2 separate regions of the Homo sapiens genome follow, and region 1 is linked to region 2. A link is a contact called in ENCODE Hi-C data. All regions are on one chromosome and are shown on one strand. Each heading gives the region's core, a stretch centred on a gene start or an enhancer-like site at or near the end of the contact. The rest is flanking DNA. Distances are from core to core; before and after follow the strand shown.

What was found. Hi-C counts contacts between places; a loop is a spot of excess contacts on that map. Pooled maps may share reads with other maps.
Region 1: a pooled map shows a loop between it and region 2 (6-fold over the local background). The contact joins the promoter of ZNF519 here to the promoter of MC5R in region 2. A Hi-C loop is called at or near these places in 6 of 50 pooled maps.

Annotation. Positions count from the first base shown.
Region 1 is chr18:14,127,849-14,135,347 of GRCh38, reverse strand. It overlaps ZNF519 (zinc finger protein 519), which reads left to right and starts at 2,913. Exons shown (of 3, transcript NM_145287.4): 1 at 2,913-3,073. The coding sequence starts at 3,071. RefSeq lists a silencer at 2,653-2,712 and enhancers at 2,963-3,302, 3,205-3,726.
Region 2 is chr18:13,821,831-13,828,447 of GRCh38, reverse strand. MC5R (melanocortin 5 receptor) reads right to left here and starts at 4,299. Exons shown (of 2, transcript NM_005913.3): 1 at 4,174-4,299; 2 at 1,125-2,721. The coding sequence starts at 2,682. The coding sequence ends at 1,705. RefSeq lists silencers at 4,095-4,184, 4,195-4,484, 4,450-4,630.

The DNA.
Region 1 (7,499 bases), core at 1,664-4,163, 310 kb before region 2:
TGCTCCTCAGCTGTGGTGCCTGTGCAAATGGTGGAACCCAAAAGAATATTGGGTGGTAGACACACAGACCCTACCTAATAAAATTATGTAAGTTTAGGTTTAATATAGATGGAACTTATAATGTCATATAAAATGTTGTTACTTATTTTGTAAGAAAGCTGAGTTAGATTTTGTAAAGGCATTAAATATAATTTTAATGGGAAGCTATGAAAATTGTGTGCATTTGGTGTGTAAATGACTCATTTTGGGTAATTCTGTAAAGGCCACCTATGAATGTGAGTCATTAGTAACCAAATCTCCTATAGATAGCATATTGCATATTCATTTTAATGTATTCTTTTACCTGAGCTCAATTTTTCTTAATTTTATTCATCAAATTTTATACGCTTTAGATAAAAGACACCTTGTAGTTACCATGTGCTCTATGGATCTCTATTTTGTTAGAAATACAGATTTTCAGGCAAAACCCAAGTATATCGTATCAAAATCAGGTTTTTAAATAATATTCCCAGGTGATTCACATGCATATTAATAATTGTTAAGTGGGGGTAATTCTATAATTAAAAGGGAAAAGGTTATATGAGTGTATTTATTTGTTAAAAAGGTACAGAAAAGATTGTATGTTTCAATGTATATACATCTTATCTCATAGAAAATAACTAAAAACAATAATAAAGTGGGGATGGGGAATGAGTTGAAGTAGAAGTTAAACAGAAATGGCACATAATTAGTAGATGTTTAGGCTGAGCATCAGTCTATTATACTACATTGCTTATTGCATATATGTTTAAAATATTCTCTAATAAAATAATTGTATAAAAAGACAAACTTTATCTACAACATTAGCTCTTAAGATTGTGGTTACTTTTGGAGGGGAGGAAAAGAGAAAGTGGTTTGTGTGGCAGAAACAAGGCTAGTTCTATCCTATGCCTACACAAATGTATTTGTTTGTAATAATTTACTGAGCATTATGTTAATGCTTTGGACATATATTTCTGTATGCATGTCATTCAATAAAATTTAAATATTACATATTTAATCTTAACAGAATAATAGCAATGTTTGGTATTGTTTTGTTTGAAAGTGAGGCATTTAGTGTCAGACATCATGAGATGGGTATTAATATTCCAAGGTATTTATTCACATCCTGACTCTTGGGGGTCCCCCTCGATCTTTCATTTTTACCTCAATTGAGTAAGTAGCATGGTTGTAGTTTTGGGGAATGCAATTTTTTACAGCAAAGTCCTTCCTCCACGATAGTACTCACCACGGCCAGGACACTTAGCACAGGGCCCTGTACGTAGTGTGCACTCAGTGTGTGTGGAACTGGTGTGAATCAGAAACAAAACAAGTAGCAGAGGTCAGTTCTGCAAAGGATAGAAAGTAAGTAATCAAGACTGAAAGGCCGCAACTCAGCAGCAAACACTTCTATGTTAATTTGAGAAATAATTTCAACTGGCTCTCCAAAAGATGTTGGTTTAAAGCAGTAACATGGGAGTTGAGCTGTGTGCTATAATCACCCGAGAGCTTTAAATCACACTGTTGCCTAGGTCTCACTCCAGAGATTGACTTAATTACCCCATTGCAACTTGGGTTTGAAGACTTTAAACACTCCTCTACAAGGTTATTGAAATATGCAGCCAAGGGTGAGAAGCATTGATTCAGGGTGAGGAATACATTGGCTGTATGTGATTTTTATGTGTGCTTTAGGGATTTGCCCCATAGCTGCTCCTGAATGTGGGGTCTTAGAAAACATCTTTACCCTTCAAAGCATATTCTGCTGATTGGCTAAATTGCAGCAGGAAAAAATATCAGCAGCTCTGTCTTTATGTCACTTGCCTTCAAAGCAAAAGATTTTTCAGGCACAGTAATTTGATTTAGTCTGTGTTAAAAATCATAAATAGCCTAGAAATACAAAAAAAAAGAGGTGTTCAGGCCTTCACCTCCCTGAGATCGGAGCATCAGAGCCCTCATGGCTGCTGGTTTGAAGTAAAATGTGCTGCAAACATAAAATACACAGCGAGTTTAAAAGATTTAGATCCAAAATATTTATAATTATTTGTTGACCACACATGAAAAATAATATTTTGGGTATAATGGCTTAAAGAGTATTACAAACAATTTCACTTGTTTCTTTTTATTATTCCTATTATTTCTGAGATGGAGTCTTGCTCTGTCACCCAGGCTGCAGTGCAGTGGCACAAACTCAGCTCACTGCAACCTCCACCTCCTGGGTTCAAGCGATTCTCCTGCCTCAGCCTCCCAAGCAGCTGGGATTACAGGCGCCCGCCACCATGCCCGGCTAATTTTTGTATTTTTAGTAGACAGGGCTTCATTATGTTGGCCAGAGTGGTCTCGAACTTCTGACCTCTGGCCTCTCAGAGTGCTGGGATTACAGGCGTGAGCCACCATGTCAGGACTCTTTTTATTACTATTTTTGATCTGGCTAATAAGACATTTAAAATTCACAATAGCTAACGTTTTATTTTTTAGAGGATTGCTTCTCTCTTAAAATCTTAGGTGTCCCACTCCAAAGACCGGCGGCCAGAAAGGTTATGAAATCTGAAATATTAAATAATTGTCATTATATTGCTTCCATTTGTGAACAACGTGTGTGTGTGTTTTATAAACGAACATAACCTTCATAACGTTATACACCACAATGCTAAAAAAATGACCCCTGGGCAGAGCCAGGCGCAGCACAGACAGAAAGCCCTGCCTGAAAGTGACTGGAGCCAAGAGCCTGTCACTCTCGGCTCATTCCGTGCAGTGTATGGTAGCATCTTCTGACACGCAAGGCCTGAGGTCGCGGTGCCTGCACTACTATCCAATCAGGGCTCTGGGGTGGGAACTGTCCAATCAGGCGCGCAGCCAGGGAGGAAGGGGCGGCTTCCGGAATCTGGCGCGGCCTTTGTCTCACTTCAGCCAGAGCGCGGGGTTAGGGCTTCATTGCCTTGTGTCCTCTGCTCCGGGAGACTTCGGTGATTCTGCCACTCACTCCGTCGCTCTGTGACCTGCTGGCATTGAATGATTTATAGCTAAGACTCCAGGACACCCCTGAAGCCGAGAAATGGTGAGTGTGGGGGGCAGGGCGTACCGAGACTGGGGAGGGGGCTCCTTGGAACCGGCTGGACATGGCGGTGACGGGACCTAGTCTGCGAGTCGAGTCTGCAGCTCAGCCCTCAGTCCCCTCCGGTGCAGGGACTCCGGGCGTCCTGTCCTGTCCCTGCACGGCGGCTTTGGCCCCAGCCTGTAGCCCTCTTTGCGCAGCTCTGCGCCCGCAGCCCTGCATCTTCCCCAGGTTGTGAGGTGATGAGGCGAAAGTCATCGGAAAGACGCCGACTCGGTGTGCAGGGTTCCTGCGTGGAAGGAGCTGTGGTCCGTGGGGTCCCCCGTCCCTACCTTACCCTGTTCGGAATTAGACTGAGGCGCCATTAAAACATAGACAGCTTATATGAGTAAACAGTGATTAATTAATGGGACAGCGCTCAGCAATGGTTTGTGGTTGGGGGGCTACTAGAAGGTCTTGAAAGAAAGGCTTGTATAAGGTGTGTGAGGAAGCAAAGACAATTAAATAATTGGGTACAGTTATGTAGTCGCTTTATTTGGAGTGTCTGGGTGGAAATTTCCTGGTTATGTAATCAGGGATTAATTGGAGGTTTGTAGTTGTTTAAGCTTGAATTTCGTTTCCTCCTAAGGTAGTAACTTAGAAAAAAATGCATTTGAGTTAGATTTCTTTTTTTACATAGAGGCCTAGACCACTAGAGCCACTTCAGTCTAAATGACTGCTATGTAATTATTTTAACTTTAATCAAAGACACTGGTTTTCGCCTGCATTTTCCAAATGTGTGGCAAGCAGGGTCTCACATCCACTACTCTGTTCTGCCAGCCTAACCTGGCTTGAAGTAAAATCTTAAATTTCCGGTTTCTTGCTGACATTCCCCAAAGCCAACTTCTACGCTCCCATACATTATCAACTGTTTTTGTCCTTTATTGCACATTTCAGAAACAGTATTTGAATTAATCACTTTTTCACAGAGCAGTGGATGGCAATTTGTAAAATACTTATTTTCTACTTACAAATATTTCACATGAGAAAAAAGCAGAAAATAATCCCCTGGCACTCAACTGTAAAAAATCTTTCTGCTGTTTCTCCTTGTATCCTCCCTTAGCACAAACGCCCTTATTAGGCCATCTTGGGATTGAGGTTTTCGTTGGGAAACTTTATGGGGCAATGTTTCCTTAGCCACATTCGGGCCTTTTTCTAGTCCTGAGTTTTAGAACTGTCTTGAGATGGCCCAAGATACAAACCAGAGCCATGTATTTTGGGAGTTCTGGTGAATAGCAGCCCTTTGGTAATCTTCCAGAGGACACACTGAGGGATGGGAGTGCAGCTTCTCAAAGGAGCAGCTGAATGCCCTGGGGGTGAGAGAAATATCCAGGCTTACCCTTCCTGTAAAAAAAGAATCCCTTGGGATTTTTAAGATTTTTTTTTTTTTTCCCCCAACCCCAGTTTTCATTCCATGGAAACACATTGCTTGTCAGCCAATCAGATGCTGGTATTCAGAGAAAAAGATAGACTATTCCTGTCTTCTGAATTGTCTTATATTTGCGAAGGGAGAGAAACTAACCTGAAGGACAAGAAAAACCCACCCCAGGGAGGCAGTGCAAGAACCTGCAAAGCAAAAAGCACAGTGGGGCACAGTGCAGTGTCTCCTGGGAGGGTGGGCATTGAGCACTTCAGTGAGGAGTATGGGGGTGATAGAAAGTCCCAAGGGATAAGGTGGCCTGATTTGACACTTGAGTCATATGTCCCTGTTCCAGAAAGCACTGCCACTCCCTGAGTTTGTCCCCCTGTATAGATTTGCTCACTTATTTCAACTTCGGTTTTTTTAATTAACTGTAAATTGGATCTCAAAGGATAGGCAGAAAAGGGCTTTTAAAAAAAGTTGGAAAGAGCAAATAAGATTAGAAGGAAGGTGAGAGAGGGTGGGCAGAATGAAGTGTGGCAAAATCAGATTCTAAATCAGAGAGCGTTCAACCCTGAAGTCAGCTTTTTCTTAGGAGGTTAATAAAGAGAGATTGAATGTTGAATCAGGCTGAGAATAGGTCAAAGTTCAGGGATCTGAACAAATAGGCTTTTTTTTTTTTTTGACCATCGGAGATGAAATTGTTCAGCCAATTGTATATGAGAAAAAAATGGAAATGTGTGGTCCATGTCTGACTCTGTGATAGGTTTAGAAAAAAAGAAGAGAGAGTATTATTGAAGTCACAATGGGAAGGGTGTCTCTTTTCGTTAAGCTGATTTCGGAGAACAAAAAGCATGAGGAATTTTTTGTCACAGCTATTTAGCAGAATTACCTACCTGCCCCAGCTTTCACCACCACTTTTTCTTGCCCTATGCATCTCTTCCATGTGGCTGTTCCTGAGCTGTATCTTCAATAATAAACTGGTATATGTAAGTACAGTGCTTTGCTGAGTTCTGTGAATAGTTCTATCAAATTATTGAGCTTGAGGAGGGGAATGTGGAAGCCCTTGATTTGTAGGAAGTAGTTGAGAAATAAAGATGGGTATCCGGAGGCATGTGACTGGCATCGGCAGTGAGGACAGTGTTATGGGACTTAGCCTGAACTTGTGGGATCTATGCTGACTCTGGGCGGTGTTGGAATTGAGGTGTTGGACAGCTAGTTGGTGTTGGATAATTGGTTGGTGTTCAGCAAACTCCTTACGTTTTGTGTCAGAAGAAAGACATCACTGGGGCCTGGTCTATAAGGAGACTCCAGGTGTCTGAGGGAAGTGAGGCTTTGTTCTGCACACAGGCTTGTCGTCACCCTGTGCGTTGTCCTGTAATTCCAGGTCTCCTCCTACTGTGAGATGGAACGAGAGCTTAGAGTGAAGGAGCTCTGAGAACCTATTCCCTCCCCTGACCCTGCTGCCAGCCCCTACATGCTTCTAACCCACTCCTGAACATACCCACTAAAAATTGATCTGGCTACACTCCTCCCACGACAAAGTTTTACCCTCAGGAATTGTGCTCACAACAGCTTTCCTCCTAGAGTTTTCTGCCAAGAACATACACAGGTGCCTAGAAGACTCCTGGCTTATCTCAACTGTAGACACTGAATCTCTATCGGGAACCTGTTTTTTTCACCAACCCAGGTTTCTTGGACTACCTGATCATAATCTCTTCTGATTGTATGAACACAGGAATAAGTCAGAACATAGCGCTGCCTGAGCCTGTATCTGTAGCACAAACCAGTTCCTTAACCAATTCTGCCCTGCATCCCCACCCATAGTTCTTGATAGCATCTTTCTCTTTTCTGCTTTTTTCTTCCCCACAAATCCTCTTTCATGTGTACACAGTGTGCCCAAGGCCATCCCTCCAGTGCCTGAATCCAGTGCCTACTAGAAGTCAGATGTTAATGAGTTCAAGACCAAGCCTTTAGACCCGGCTGTTGTAGGAGCAAATACAAATTAGAAAGAAAAGGCTTAATGCTTTCTCTTTAAAATGAGGGAAGAATTTTTGCTCTTCTTTTCTTAAAGCATTTAGTTTGAAAACCTTTCTCTACTTCTTTGAAATATATGTAAATCATTTTTATCAGTTAAATAGGTCATTTGGTTTTGTGTGTGTGTGTGTGTGTGTGTGTGTGTGTGTGTTTGACTCAGAATTGTCTTAATCTAGGACCTGGGAACTATTGCTTTGAAATGTAATTAGCAAGTTTATACACCCTTTCCCACAGTTTCTGTAGGAGAGTAGAAGGCTGCCTTCAGCAGGTGTCTAACTCCACATTGCAACACTACCTCCTGTCATGAAGATGAGGGAAGTTTATTTTTCCTTTAAATATTACCAATTAGAAAACCCAGATGACAGCCCAAATTATAATAAGCTGTGTATGACAAATGGTACAGTTGAATACTAATTATGTTGACCTTTCTCTGTTTGCAATCTCTTAGTATATTGCCTGTGATGCACATCACATTTTAGTTTAATTATATAACAAAACAGTTTTCTTGCTGTTCTGTTATGGTGGAGAGTTTGTTTGTTTGTTTGTTTTGAGAGAGAGTCTCGCTCTGTCGCCCAGGCTGGAGTGCAGTGGTGCGATCTCGGCGCACTGCAAGCTCTGCCTCCCAGGTTCATGCCATTCTCCTGGCTCAGCCTCCCGAGTAGCTGGGACTACAGGCGCCCACCACCACACCCGGCTAATTTTTTTTTTGTATTTTTAGTAGAGACGGGGTTTCACCGTGTTCGCCAGGATGGTCTCGATCTCCTGACCTCGTGATCCGCCCGTCTCGGCCTCCCAGAGTGCTGGGATTACAGGCGTAAGCCACCGCGCCCGGCTGGTGGAGAGTTTTTTAGGGTCGGAAATGGGTTTGCTTTCAGTTATGTTTTCCACACTGTCCAGCATTACTAGATGTTATACACAAGGTGCCCACCAGGCTTCACTTTAGAGGGAACTTTCTTTCTCAGGATTCCAATCACAACCCACAATTGTGCAGCA
Region 2 (6,617 bases), core at 3,050-5,549:
ACAGCCTGCTAATTTGCCAGTTTTCAAATGATTTGGATGTCTTATGCACACTCCTGTTCATGCCAGCACCGTTTCTTTCCTGGACTCTGCATTTCCAGGGGCAGGGGTCAAGTGCATAAGTTATTGATATGGCTACACCCAGGAAGCCCCTCTGTCCTGGCAGGCCTCAACAGGAAGGGTCCCTCTTCTGCACTAGCAGCTCACTGTTGTGTGACCCAATGGTCCTCTGCTTTATATACATTTTTTTCATTGGGTGCAGTCTAGATGTGAATGTCCAATACAAAGCAGAAAATAGGAATCATACCAAAAGTTATTACAAGAGTGGACTGTGAGAGCTGCAAGGACTCCAGCCCTTTGCTTCAGAGAAGGACCACACAAGCCTCCTGGTGTCCAGGCCACTGCTCTGACCATTGGCCCCCGTGTCCTTCCTTAGTATTTACCCCATCTAGTCATTTCTTTTTCTTTTTCTTTTTCTTTCTTTTTTTTTTTGAGACAGAGTCTTGAATGGTTGCCCAGGCTGGAGTGCAATGGTGCAATCTTGGCTCACTGCAACCTCTGGCTCACACCTCTAATCCGAGCATTTCTTTAAAATAAAAAGCAAACCCTATAGTGCTTTACAAATTTACAAGAAGCTCACACAATTTTGCAGTTCTCATGGCCATCGTGTACAGTCAGCACAGATGTGGAACCTGAAATAAGATGATTCACGCCACACAGCAGTGAAAGGCAGAATTAGCACCTGAACTCGGGTTTCTCTGCTCCAGTCTAGGTTGGGAGAAGATGGGGCTCCCTGGGCTATAGGTTGGGCCCTGACCTTTGTTGGCTGCTGAAATGAGATTGACATGCCTCCAAGTACACAGGCCAGAGTTCAGACTCCAACACAGATCCGGTGTGAGCCACTCAAAGCAAGCCTGGCTGTGGACGTGTGCTACTTGCAGCACTGGGCACCTTGAACTCCTTGAGCCCCTGTAATGCCCCCAGTCATCCTTTTGGAAACCCCAGATTGAGCCCAAATAAGACAGTAAGAAAGAGTCACAGAGTCTTCCACAGCACATGAGGCAGGGTTTCTAGCATAAGGTTTTATGTCTGGGTAAGCGCAACACCATGATTGACAGAAGTACAATTATTCAGACAATTATGAACAAAAGCCATGAATCAAAAGTTCAGGCAAGGGGAGCAAAGAAGACATTTCAGAACAAATGAACAGATTGCTTCTGATGGAAAGAATCTGGCCACTCTTTTCTTCCCTGAAAAGCATGCATAGCTCAGAGTGCAGCCAGCAGAGTGTGGACCTGCTTCTGGGGAGAAGAAGCAATCCCACCTGGCGTCGATATCACGGTTTTCTTCGCGTCACAATACGTGTTTCATCATGTCTGGCTTGCACTGAGGGTGCTGTGCATTCCCCGAGCACATGCCTGCTAGGTGGAGGGTGGATGGGGCCCCCAGAAATGGGTGGGAGCAGTAGAAACCATAGGACACAAAAGGACAGTAAGAAATTGTCATGACTGTCCCCAGAGTGGATAAGCAACCCTTGCATGTTGGACATAATCACCAGGAACTGAACAGAGAGAGCCTCTTAGGCCCATGTCTGAGCTGGTAAAGAGAAAAATGGGATGCTAGCACTCCCGCCTACCCCTTGGCTGTCGCTTTGTCATAGGTGAGCAAACAAAGGAGAACAGAGCCACAGAGAGGAGCACTTTGTGCTTAATCCCTTCTGGGAAAGCTGCAGGCGATCCTGAAACCACGGCAGCAAATAATCTCCTTAAAGGTCTTCCGCATCTCTTGGCTGCGGAAGGCATATATGAGAGGGTCCATCACGGAATTACACATGATGAGTATGAGGTACATATTGAAGTGAGACATGAAGCGAGAGCAGTAGAGGTTCTGAGGGCAAGAAAGCATTAAAGTGAGATGAAGGAAGAACGGGGCCCAGCACACGGTAAACACGCCCAGCAGCATGGTGACGGTGACCGCGCCCTGCATGCTGGTCCTCTGCCGCGCAGAGCTGGCCCCGGGCAGAGCCGCGATCCGCTTGACGTGAGTCCGCGCCAGGAGGAACATGTGTATGTACAGAGACACCAGGAGGAACAGCATAGCGAAGAACATGGAGATGAGGCACAGGATGACGTAGGTGGATTCTGAGTACAGGATGAAGACAATGCCGCAGCCCGTGCAGAAAGCCCAGATGCCGGCGATGATGGCCCCTGAGCGCCTCGCCGTCATGATGTGGTGGTAGCGCAGGGCGTAGAAGATGGTGACGTACCTATCCACTGCAATGGCCAGTAAGCTGCACATGGATGCCACCACGGAAATGCAGATCATGGAGTCAAACACATTGTCAATGTGGCGCACAAAGGCGTCTGCTATCACTAGGTGCTTGTTGTTGAGTAGGTAGATGGTGATGGTCTCCCAGGCACTGGACATGCTCACCAGCATGTCCGCCACTGCCAGGCTGCACACGAAGAAGTACATGGGGGAGTGCAGGTTTTTGTTCTTCACTATGGCCCCTATGACCAAGATGTTCTCCAAGAGGCTGATGACACCCAGAGTGAGAAACACCTCCACAGCAATGCCCATGTCTTCACATGGTGAAGACTTGTTTTTGACATTGGGTCCTGAAAGGTTGCCCTCTGTGGCATTCAGGTTGAGATCCAAGAAATGCAGGTGAAATGAGGAATTCATTGCTGGAGAAATACACCTCTTGTCTTGGCAGCAAATTTACTGTAAAACATGTTTTAAATTCACAATCCAAAGAGGTTAGCAGCCTACCAAAGAAAGACAGCAGCTAGCCTAGAACCAACACAGCCTAAGAAAGGGGATGAATGACACAGTGCATCAGAGGACTGGGCTCGGCTCACTCAGTCCTTTTTTTTTTTTTTTTTTAAGAGACAGGGTCTCCCTATGTTGCCCAGTCTGGTCTCAAACTCCTGGCCACAAGCGATCTTCTCTCTCAGCCTCCCAAAGTGCTGGTACTACAGGGGTGAGCCACGTGCCCGGCAGCTGGCTTGCACATTCTGACCTGCGTTCCTGAGACCTGGAAGAGTGCCCCTGGACACGCAGATTAGAATCTTCACCAGCCTCTTCTGCTCTCCTTGCTTTCAGCTCCCAGCCTTTCACATGCATCTTACTAGAGAGACACTCACCTCCAAGTGCCCAGGACAGTTTCACTTTTTATGGCTTCTCTCCTGGGCTCAAGTTCACTATCATAAGTGTCCCCAACTCATAACCTACAAAATCCCAGCCAGTCTCCCAATGTTCACATTCCTAAGGCTACTGCACGACATTCTCCTCAAGGGAGCTCCGATTTAAGACTGCCCAGACCCGTATTCCCTTAAGACAGACAGACAGGTGCATCCCTAACACTTGTCCTGACACTTCTTAGACCCATCAGGATTCAGCCTCCACAGCTGTAAGTAAGGCTATAACCAGAATGGTCTGTTACCCTGAGCAAAGTCACATGTTAAAAGCTACTGTCTTAAGTTTGTAAGTGTAGGCTGCACATACGTGTTAAAATTGAGGAAAACAGTGCTGCTTTTCCCTCAATACCTATTTTTCCCTCGCTTCTGCATTATGTGGAATTCCATGAGGTCTGCTTGATAGTTTATTAGGTCCGCGTGAGCACAGTATTTAAAAAAAAAAACAGCAATTTAAATGTACCACACTCCTTTGTTGCAAAATTTCTCTCTTATGATTCATTTTCAAAAATCCCTTTGCCCTCCAAACTCAGATCACATCTGGAGAGAATTTCTGTCATCACTGTCATCATTAATATTTGTAATCACTTTGGGAGGGAGGGAGGGGGTGAGGGACAACAAATTACTTAATAGGTACAATGTACACTATAGGGGTGATGGCTACACTAAAAGCCCAGTCTCCACCACTATGCAATACATCCATATAACAAAACAGCACCTGTACCCCCTAAATCTATAAAAATAAAAAAGGAAAAAATTGGTAATCTAAGCATTTATTGAACTACAATCATTTGTTACAGCTGAGTTCCAGCTCAGATATATCGGTAAATTATGCAATTATACTAAACATCATATCGAGCTGTGTTAAAAACTCACGGGGCAAGCTAGCTGCCGCCCCGCTCACTTCCACATGCAGCGGAAGCGCGATTTTGCATTTATTCTCAGGATCTCAAGGAGATAGAAAGTTGTGGCTATTTACCGGTGCTCCTCCTCGCGGGCCGCGGCGCTCAGCCCGGGCCCCCGGCGTCCCCGGGATCCGACGGCCGTGCGGCGCTCAGAGCCAGCCCCGGACGGGCCTCTCCCCCAGCTAGGCGGCTGCGGCTCTGCGGGGCTTTAAGCCTCCTGCCTGCCCGCGCCGGGCCCGCCTCCGCACCGCCGGCTGTCGCTCCGGGCGGCCTCCGCTGCCACCTAGTGGCCCAGCACGGCACAGCGGCCAGAGAACCGCGTCAGCCCCGAGCGAAAATCCCCCCGAACACACTCTTGAATGGTTGGATGGTTGCTTGGTTGGTTGGTTGGTCGGTCGGGTCGGTGGGTCGGTCGGTCGGTCGGTCGGTCGGTTGAATGGTTGGTTGGGTGAGTGGTTGCTTGGTTGGGTAGTTGGTTGGTTGAGTGGGTGGGTGGGTGGTTGCTTGTTTGGTGATTGGTTGGTTGGGTGAGCAGGTGGTTGCTTGCTTGGTTGGTTGGGTGGTTACGGGTTAGTTAGTTGGGTAGGTGGGTGGTTGCCTGATTGGTTGATTGGTTGATTGGTTAGGTGAGTGGATGGTTACTTGGTTGCTTGGCTGGTTGGGTGGGGGGTTCGTTGATTGGGTAGGTGGGTGGTTCCTTGGTTGGTTGATTGGTTGGTTGGGTAGGTGGGTGGTTGCTTGGTTGGTTGATTGGTTGGTTGGGTAGGTGGGTGGTTGCTTGGTTGAGTGAGTAGATGGTTACTTGGTTGCTTGCTCGCTTGCTCGCTTGCTTGGGTGGGTGGGGGGTAGTTGGTTGGGTAGGTGGGTGGTTGCTTGGTTCGTTGATTGGTTGCTTGGGTGGGTGGGTGGTTGGTTGGGTGAGTGGATGGTTGCTTGGTTGGTTGATTGGGTAAGTGGGGGTTGGTTGGGTAGGTGGGTGGTTGCTTGGTTGGTTGGTTGGGTCAGTGGGTGGGTGGGTGGTGGGTGGTTGCTTGGTTGGTTGGTTGGGTCAGTGGGTGGGTGGGTGGGTCGTTGGGTGGGTGGTTGCTTGGTTGGTTGGTTGGGTCAGTGGGTGGGTGGATGGGTGGTTGGGAGGGTGGTTGGTTGGTTGGTTGGTTGGCTGGGTCAGTGGGTGGATGGATGGGTGGTTGGGTGAGTGGTTGCTAGGTTGGTTGGGTCAGTGGGTGGGTGGATGGGTGGTTGGGTGGGTGGTTGCTTGGTTTGGTTGGTTGGGTCAGTGGGTTGGGTGGATGGGTGGTTGTGTGGGTGGTTGGTTGGTTGGTTGGTTGGGTCGGTGGGTGGATGGATAGGTGGTTGGGTGGGGGAGTGGTTGGTTGGGTCAGTGGGTGGGTGGATGGGTGGTTGGGTGGGTAGCTGCTTGGTTGTTTTTCTGGCTGGTTGCACTTTTTGTTTCTTTTCTCTTCCTCTTGAGCACTGATTAAAATGCTCCCGAGCTCAAAGAGGGCTTGTCACCCCGTTTCTCCTGGACAGTGGTCTCTGGGATGTCCTGATGATTGTTCTTTGGGAAGGAGGCCCAGTGCCTGGGAGCCCTCATCTGTGGCCCTACCACGCCCCTCTTTGCCCAAGGCTCTCACCCCTCCTCCAGGACTACACATGCCATGCCAGGCTTTATCAACCACACAGGCTTTCCTTACTCCAGCAAAAAAGAACAAAGGATGTCCTCTCACCAAATATCCTGGCCTTTCGCAATAGTTTCTGGACCCCACTCCTTCTCTGACACCTAAAACTGACCTTCAACCCCCAAAAGAATCATTATACTCACAATAAGCAGAAGTGCCACTGCCCTGCAAGCCAGGGCAGGATGCACGGGGCCATATCACTACCAGAGCTTTCCTTGGGCTTTGCAGATGATCACAACCTTCCAGTATTTCAAGTGTGGGGACCACAGTCTGGCTGGCCTCACGCCACTGGAGTCCCAAGCCGTGCTGGGAGCCACAGGGTGGAATTCTAGAAGGAGGTTCTGAATGTTGAGAATACATATTGGGAATGTGGTGTGAGGGAGGGAACCCATTTCCGTGTGTTGAAAACATCAGCAGGGTCAAGCACTCCCACATATAGTCCTCACATCCAAGATCAGATCAGAGAGGGCTCTGCAAAAGGTCCTGGTGTCCCAGGAAAGTGCTCAAAATGGAGGGCTCTGTGCAAGATGAGCAGCTGGACCACAGCAGGCGGCCTCCCACAGTGGTGAGGGCGGCTGGCCCAGGGGCCCTATGTGCAGGGGTGACCCTGAGTGCTGCACAGGAATTACCTTCCTCAACCTTTACGAAACCCTAGAAGTGGGTTTCTCCTCTCGCAATGGAAGGAGCCGGTGCTGGGAGAGGTGACTTAGCAAGCTCCAGCTTCCAGCGCTAGAGAGCTGAGCCCCGACTGACTCAGAGCCCAAGCACTTTCCCCGGCAGGACGCAGCCTCCCTGAGAGCCCTGGTGCCACCGGGCATTATTCTTTTAAAATGCTGCTG